Linked DNA regions of Homo sapiens: region 2 is linked to region 1. The links are chromatin loops, found by intact Hi-C in ENCODE. Cell type or tissue: MCF 10A. All regions are shown on one strand. Links, peaks and the distances in the headings refer to the core of each region. The heading gives the core; the rest is flanking DNA. Region 1 has its middle 160 kb from the start of KCNK2. Region 2 has its middle 220 kb from the start of KCNK2.

Evidence for each region. A loop is a pair of places that touch in the nucleus more often than their neighbours do. Peaks named below come from ENCODE experiments on the same cell type or tissue, not always from the same donor. Only the 100,000 strongest peaks of a DNase experiment are listed, where the experiment ranks them.
Region 2: it touches region 1 in a loop (2.7-fold over the local background); 1 of 110 quality-filtered maps calls a loop at or near these places.

Annotation. Positions count from the first base shown.
Region 1 is chr1:214,920,256-214,924,660 of GRCh38, reverse strand. No RefSeq gene overlaps it. Among named protein-coding and RNA genes, the nearest start is that of KCNK2, 160 kb to the left of the region's middle. In MCF 10A, for the core only: no CTCF peak of the experiment used is centred there; no DNase peak of the experiment used is centred there.
Region 2 is chr1:214,863,411-214,867,815 of GRCh38, reverse strand. No RefSeq gene overlaps it. Among named protein-coding and RNA genes, the nearest start is that of KCNK2, 220 kb to the left of the region's middle. In MCF 10A, for the core only: no CTCF peak of the experiment used is centred there; DNase peaks (open chromatin) are centred at 2,275 and 2,705.

The sequences.
Region 1 (4,405 bases), core at 111-4,110:
GGAGGAATTGTTTAGGTGATAAGGCTGTGTTGTTCAATAAAGGGCACAGAATCAGAACTAGGGAGAGGTGATTCTGGTCCCAGATCTTTACCTGTTAACGTCTCTAGGGTGGGCTTCCTGTGCTGCAAGAGAAAAATATTAACCTAAATGACCTCCAGCTACATCTCAGCTCCAGAATTTCATGTCTCCTTTCAAAGAGCTGCTAGGAGACACAAGATAATCGATGTGAAACCATTTTAAAGATTTTACCATCTGCTGTGGAAGTGTATTATTTTATGGAAAATTATAGCAAAAAATTTCAAAGTGTCCTAAGGCCAAAGGATCCGGGAGATTGTTCCCACTTTGGCCCCACTCTGAGGGCCATCCCACACAAGGGAGTGCCCGAGGAAGAGCCAAAGGGCCTGGAATATTTTGCAGAGCAAATGTCTCTACTTTTGTTTTTTCCCTGATGCTCTTCTCTTCCCCAGCTGGGGTTCCCTTCAATTGATTTCAAAAAAAAGAGCTCCCATTGTCACAAATGAAAGTTGCACCTGCACTCTGCAGAGAAGCAAATGGAACTCACCAGGAGGATGATAAAATAGACAGGTTTTCCTTAAATCAGAGAAACAAAAAACAGATAAATATTAATTTGAAATTACACTTTATCACAGCAGTCATAATAGAAGTCTAAGAAGTAGGCATTCTCCTTAGAGAAATGAGCGGATATCTGTGTATGAAGAGAAGCTACAGAGTGAGGCCAGGAGAGTTGGGGGTGGGTATTTTTAATATGGCAGTTGGGCACAGTCAGGCAAGCTCACATATTAAGAAAGCATCTGTCTATCTCTAAGGGACTTTACCTAAATTAATTTAAAACAAAATAGCTGTTAGAATTCCCACTTCATAGAAGAAGAAAGCAGGCCTGGGAGAGATGACTTGCCCAGGTCACATAGGGAAGTGAAAGCTGACCCCTCAATGGTACCTCCAAAACCTTCTAGTCCTCACATCCTCCTTCTCTACATTTCTATATTTATTATTGAAGTCTGTGTTTTAACTACACTGAAGGGATTGGGTAGAAAAATTGTCACATTCTGGACACAACTGAGTGTTCATAAATATGTCAACATTAGTGGGGCTGTCACTGCTGGCCCAGGTGCAGAAGGTATAGTTACTGCCCCAACACAATTGACTCTCATCCATCTTAATAGTGATGGCAAGCAGATAAATCAAGCAGTTAAGTCTCCTCTGTGTTAAACAAAGCAGATAAATCTCTTCTTTTTGCACTCTCTTGCAGCTTGACCATACTGCCAAGTTAATCAAGTACAAAATGCAAGCTAACCAGACAGGTCTCCCTTGAGTTGCTGCTCAGTGTAATGGAAACAGGGTTATTCTATGGATTAGGATTGGGGAAGCTAACATTTCGATGGGGGTAAAGTATTTGCTTGTGCAGGTTTGCCTCACTGCTTTGGAATGAGCCAAATGTGGAAAGGGGACCAAATCCACTCTGGGAAAGGCAAAGCCCAGCTGAAATGTGCAAATTACTATCATATAAACAAATGCCATTCTTTATCTGGCTCTCAAGGTACAAAGCAGGTTCTTAAGTACAGATTTTCTGAGCTTTTCCTGGCACTAGACACCTTTTTTCTTGTATTTCCACAGAGACCTCATGTTTTCAAAGATTTTTCTATTTACCAAACTTCATTTAAGTAAATTAATTCATTTGTTGAGTCTTATTCATCAAAGATATAACTACTGATCAAAGCTTCTAATCAGCCTGGGATAACTAATATTTCCAGAGTGTGCTAATTATACTTCCAGGCTAAAGCAAAAAACTTGACATTTTAATTAGCATGGGCAGCTTTGCCATACTAAATGAGTTGTTTCTATTGGCTTCTGCAAATACGGAAGATAACTTCCAGTGTCCTGTGGATCCAGGGGCCTAGGGTTCAAAAATAGTGGAGTTCTCTGGCCTCTAAAAATAGGTCAAGGTCCTTTTTATGTAATCCCTTAAGACCTCCTGCAAACCCTTTCCAACATAACTTCCACGTTGCGTTGTAATTGTCTTTTCAAATATACATAATTAGAGTTTGATTACTTAGGTACCATCCTAATTACATAAGCATACTTACTGAGTTTCTTCCAAACATGTGCTTCCCCCAAGAATCCCAATGAATGTTATTTTCTCCAACTCACGTCACTGATGTGTGTTTTGTTACATATCCATTCAGATATTTTGACACATATGCAATGAAATGTTATTCAAAGAAATGAAAATCCACTTCCTCTAACTTCCAATTTGATGAATTAGTAGAAGATGTTTCACGTATCAGGTGAATAAAAAAAGGAGGAAGGGCACAGGAAGAGTGAAAGGATAGGAAAAACATTTTTAAATTTATCAAAAGATGGCCTTATCAAGACAAAGAAGAGGAGGTGGGCATCTGTGCACAGAGAATCAAGTTTAGGACATGTCCATTAGCTACACCTAATGACAGTTTAGAGACTGAAGAGAAAATGGCAAGAGACAGTGGCACAGAAAGCCAATCATGTGTTCACTGAAAAGAAATTTAGATTCTATCCTGACACTTCAGGGAGTCAATGAAGATTTTTGTAAAAGATGTATTTGTGCTTTAGAAAGCACAATGGCTCTGACTATGTGACCAAAGTGTAACTCAGGTGTCAGCAGCATTGACTCTGCCTAACTACACAATAGAAATCCCCTTGAACCACCCCCTCTACCCCACAAAATCCATGTTCTTCCCAAAGAGTAGTGGGAGACAAAAATATGCCACCCCAAAATTTGAAGGGTTGTTGAGCTGAAGACAAGAGGAAGCAGATACAGGACAGCTCTCTGCCCTTTCTCTGTTTGCCCAAAAGCAGAGCATAGACTTATAAAGACAAAAGTTATTGTGCCTCTCCTTTTTTATCAGGGAGAACAAAAGTTAACCGATGAAGATAGCTTTGGACCCTTATCAGCCCAGAGATGATACCAGAGAAACTTGTATTAAGAAGCTTTACTGGCCAGGCACAGTGGCTCACGCCTGTAATCCCAGCACTTTGGGAGGCCGAGGCGGGCAGATCACAAGGTCAGGAGATCGAGACCATCCTTGCTAACATGGTGAAACCCCATGTTTCTACTAAAAATACAAAAAAATTAGCCAGGCGTTGTGGCAGGTGACTGTAGTCTCAGTTACTCAGGAGGCTGAGGCAGAAGAATGGCATGAACCCAGGAGGCGGAGCTTGCAGTGAGATGAGATCACGCCACTGCACTCCAGCCTAGGTGACAGGGCAAGACTCCATCTCAAAAAAAAAAAAAAAAAAAAGAAGCTCTACTAAACAGCCTTTAATCTGCCAGTTTTTTTCCTTCCTCCAAATTGCTGCTGTAGAGACTCAAAGCCCTTTTCCTTTGTCTTGCCACTTCTCTAAAACTTTACTTTGTTGAAGATGCTATATAAGCTGGAATTCAAAGCCACCTCTTTGATAACTACTGATTTTGCGGGGGTCTCCCATGTAAACATGAAATACACAGGTCAATAAATTTGTTTTTCTCTTGTTATTCTGTCTTTTGTTAACAGGAGCTCATTGCAACTACAAACTTACAGGAGCTTAGAAAAAAATCCTGCAGCAATTCCGCTAATGTCCAGGGACATTTTGTTTCCTGGCCTCCTCAGTCTCTGAAGCTTCTGATTTCTTTCAACATCAATCCTAAAAGGAAGTCCAGTTTTCTCTTTCAGTTTCAAACACACACACACAATTTTTTTTATTAATACCAAGTCTTTTGTTTTTTGGATTTTTGTTTTGTTTTGTTTTATATATTTGATCATTTTGTTTTGAAAGCTACACTGAAGATTTCTTAGGGAAGACGTATTAGGTTAGCACAAAAGTAGTTGTGGTTTTTGCCATTACCAATCTAATAGAAAGGGTTATATCCCCATGATGCAAATTGATGGCAATAGGAAGCATTTTTTTTTTTTTTTTTTCAAAATGCCCGTTGGCCATTCACTTTGGCCATTCACTTATTTCTTGCTCCTTGGTCTCCTTTGTCCCATTGTACCACTGAAACTTCCACACTTCTTGGAATAGCCTTGAGAGCTGTGAAAGGCTTCCTCTCTATCAGACAGAACAATGTGTTCACATCCATGCTCTGATGTCAGGTTCCTGCCTCCCTGGCCTGGTGTGATTCTGCTGCCCCCAAGCAGGCATACCAAGGCTTATTTCCATAAAAACTATTTCTTCCTCCGATGAAACTTTTCCATCAACTGTAAAGAGAATTATATTTGTTTCATCTTCTTAAAAATTATCAAAAGAAGGCACACTTTCAATGAAAAAAATGGTAGTTGGTGCAGAAATGTAGTGGAAATGGTAAAACTGAAATAGTAGCAGTGTAAATAGTGAGAGGATTGTTTTAAGAGATAATAAGGAGATAGAATCA
Region 2 (4,405 bases), core at 327-4,326, 57 kb after region 1:
TACAGGTTTTATTTAGTTCTTCTACACATATCTAATATCCTTAATATCATGCCATTGACTTCATTGACCACTCCAGCATGGTTAATGCAGTGGTGCCATTGCAGACATTTAATAAATTCTGTGGACCAGTGGGAGTTTTCTATATCTGTTGCTTAAAATAGTAAAACATTATTTTCAGAATGAATTTGATGGTGAAGTATACAAAATGGTTTCAATTATAATTCCATGTTCAAATGTTCATAACTTGATGGAAAAAAATGCCTTTTGAACTGAAACTTTCCATTCCATGTTCTAGCTCCATTCAAATATAGTTATTTTTTCTTCTCTGGAAAATTTGAGGAAATCCGTATGAACACTTATGAATGTGGAAAAAATGCACCCTTTCAAATGTTTAATTAAATGAAAGGATCGACAATTACAAAATCTTTAATATAAACTTCCCATACATATTTATAAAAACCAAAATATAAATCTAGTAGGCCTCAGAAAAGAGATCAGGTGTTTACCCATTTAGGGAAAACTCTAATTTTGAATGTTTGCTAATTTGAAACTCAAAACTGTATTATGCAAACACAATAGTAATTTTCACATTAAAACTGATACATTTGAAGTGGCATTGTTGTCTGGGGTAAATACCTGGGGTTCATTGTCTCGCGCACTGAGATTAAGGATATGGACACACATTCATGGAGTGGGTTAAGGAGCAAAAATTAAATAGGTAGAAGAAAAGAGAGAGGAGAGCAGCACTTTCTCTCTTGTGAGAGCGAGGCATCCAAAAGGGAAAAGGTGGCCTGGGGGGACCACAGCAGATTTTATAGGCAGGCTTGAGGAGGCGGTTTCTGATTTATGTAGAGCCCACAGATTGGTTCAACCAGGTGTGATGTGGTGTTTTACATAGCGTTCGGGAAAGGCTGGTCACCCTGCCCTAATCTTATTATGCAAGTGGCCTTTTCACCATCTTGTCTGCTCTTACCTTACACATAGCTGACCAAGGGAAGGAAGCCATTGTGAACATGTCTAGTACCAGGTAGCTTTTTTCTGCCAGCATTCATGGGTGCAGGCTTCCAACTTGTTTGTCTATGTCTGCAGCTCAATTTTACAGGCTGTTCTTTGTTAGAAAATGATTTGGGGGCTTCTTTTCATTAAAAAGGAAAACCTTACCGAGGACTCCCATACCCTTATTATCTGCCCTAGTAGTTTCTCTTTAACTCCTATATCACATTCAATTGCCTTTATAATATGACTACTAACTATTAATTTTTGCTAAATAATACCTGATATACTTTGGATATTTGTCTCTGGCCAAATATCATGTTGAATTGTAATCCTCAATGCTGGAGGTGGGGCCTGGTGGGAGGTGTTTGGATCATGGGAGCATATACCTAATGTCTTGGTGCGGTCTTCACTATAGCAAGTGAGTTCTTGAGAGATGTGGTCATTGAAAAGTGTGTGGCACCTTCCCACTGTCTGTCTGTCTCTCTCTCTCTCTCTCTCTCTCTCTCTCTCTCTCATGTGTGCTCTCTTTCTGGCTCCTGCTCACACCATGCGATGTACCTGTTTCCTCTTCACCTTCCACCATGATTGAAAATGCCCTCAGGCTTGACCAAAAGCCCAGCAGATGCCAGCACCATGCTTCCTGTAAAGCCTGCAGAACCATGAGCCAATTAAACTTCTTTTCTTTATAAATTATCCAGTCTCAGGTATTTCTCTATAGCAATGCAACAACATAATAATACCATACATGATGGGCCAAAGAACAGAGTTGAGAATGGAGATTGTTTTCTGAATTTTCCATGCTCTGTATATAGTGTGTGCTTAATAAATATTTGCTACTCAAATACAATTTGCAAAATATGGCAAATAATTTTTTTATGGCTTAAAGTTAATTTAACCTTCAGAAGTGACTTTTTACTTCTTTTTTCTTTAAATGCAGAGAAGAAATGGGAGAGTGGCTTTCCAGAGATACTAATAGAAGAGAATGTTGCAAGAAAGGGTGATTTCTTATTCAAGTGAGATATATTTGCATCTACTAATTAGAAAGTTATTGGTGATCCCAGAGGCAACAGTTTCAGGAAAATAGTGGGAATCATGAGCCAGAATGTGATGCTTTGCGAAATGAATTGGAGGGACAAGGAGTAAAAGCAATGAAGAGATAGTCTTCTTTAACCTCTACTTTTTAATTGTGTAACACATCATTCAGAGGAGTGTATTTAACGTATGTGAATAGTTAAAAGCAAACACACTGTAAAAGCTTCTAAGCCTAAAAATTACAGCATGACTAATGTCTTTGAATCCCTCTATGCACCTCCTTGAGCACGTGCACTTCCATTCACCAAACATAACCAATAACTGAATCATGAGTTAATCAGTGCCTTGCTTTTCTTTCTACCTTTGCCATGCATCCATACACATATCTCTAAATGACAATTTTATTTGTTTTACCTAATTTGAAAGTTTATATAGGCAGAATCATAATCACATATTCTTCTGAAAATTTCTTTTAATACAGTAATGATTTTGCATTCATTCAGGTTGATTCTTAAAGTAATAACTCATTTATTTTTACTGATACATAGTATTCCTTTCAATTGAGGCACTAAAATTGATTTATCCATTCTCCGGTTAGTGAATACTTGAGTTGTTCTCTATTTTCTGGTATTGGGAAAATGCTGATATTCATGATATTATGCAAGTCCCTGGCACATGTGCAAGAATTTCTCTTACAACATACACAAGAGTGGAATGACTTTGTCATAAGGTATGTGGACATTCAACTTTATTGTGAATTTTTCTGTTTTTAACCAAACTGGTTCACCAAATTAATAATCTTACCATTTGACCACAGCTTCTCCAATACTTAGCATTATCCAATCTAGTGCACTTTTAGTTTGCATTCTCTTGGATACACATTTGTTTAATATATTTTCTCTTGTTTTGGCCGTTCAAGATGGCCTCTTTTGTTCAATCCTAATTTCTTCTTTCCATTTTTTGTTCAATCCTGTTTCCTCTTTTTTGTTCAAACCCAATTAATGTTTATTTTGCCCTTTTTGGGCAGTTGCATTTATTCAATAAATTTGTAGCCATTTTATGTATTTGGTATACGAATTTTTTATTAGTAATACCTGTTTCAAATATTTTCTACCAGGTTGGAATCTCTCTTTTTAGTCTCATTATGGTCTCTTTCGATGAACAGAAATTTAAAGTTGATATAGTCAAATTTATTAATCTTTTGTTTTATGGTTTGTGCTTTTTCTCACTTTTTAAGGACCACTCCACTAACCAATTGTTAGCTCATGTGTTCTTCTAAAAGTTTTGGTTCTTTTTTTTCCATTCAAGGTCTTAATGCATTTCAGAATGGTCTTACTATGTAGCATAAAGTAAGGATTCATGTTCGTGTTTCTTTTTGTTCCATAGAGAAAACGAATTGTTTTAGTAACATACTGTATTCTGAGTAGACATCCTTTCTGCATAATCTACAATCGCACCTTCATTATAAATCAGAGTTTCAGCTATATCTGTGATTGTTTCTATGCTCTCTATTCTATTTCACTGGTCACTTATTTTATCCCTGTGCTCTACTTTCTGTAACTTTATATGAAAAAGTTTGATATCTAGTTAGGAGACTCTACTAATATTGCTTTTCAAGAATGTTTTTGTTATTCTTGGTCTTTTGCACTTCCATGTAATTTTTTAATTGTCTTTTAAAGTTCCACTAGAAAATCCTACCAGGATTTTTATTGCAATTGCATTGAATATATATAAAAATACATATGTATGTGTGTATATACACACATATATAAATATATACATATCCACATGTAAATATGCTTATATAAACTAGAAGAGAATTGACTTTTATTTAGTATTCTTTCTATCCATGAGAATCTCTTTCATTTTATTTAGCTAATAATTAATCTTTCAATTAAGTTTTATTATTTTATTATTTTATCTATACAGCTCTCATATTTAGTAATTTTTATTCTCAAAGTATCTTTTTTGTAATTATAAATACTTTTTCATAATTATATTTTCTAGCTCTATTTGCTTTATATGTTCTTATATGCTTTGTATATTACTTGTGTACCCAGTAAACTTAATGAACTCTTTTATTAATTCTAACATTCTTCAGATTGTTTCGAGTATCTGATAAAGGTAGAGAGCTAATCCATATCACTCAGCTTTTTTTGGTCTTTCTATTTGTTATAAAATTTATTTTTTGTTTTTGCCCTATTGCTCTAAGGCTCTCAGTTAAATGTTAAGTATATGTGATTATAGTGGTCACTACCGATCTTAAAGAAAATACTCTAACTTTGAATATGATGTTTTCGTAGAAACTTTTAAAATATACTTTATTGAGTTAAGGAGATTCTCACCTATTATTAGCCAAGTTTTGCCTGTTGTAACA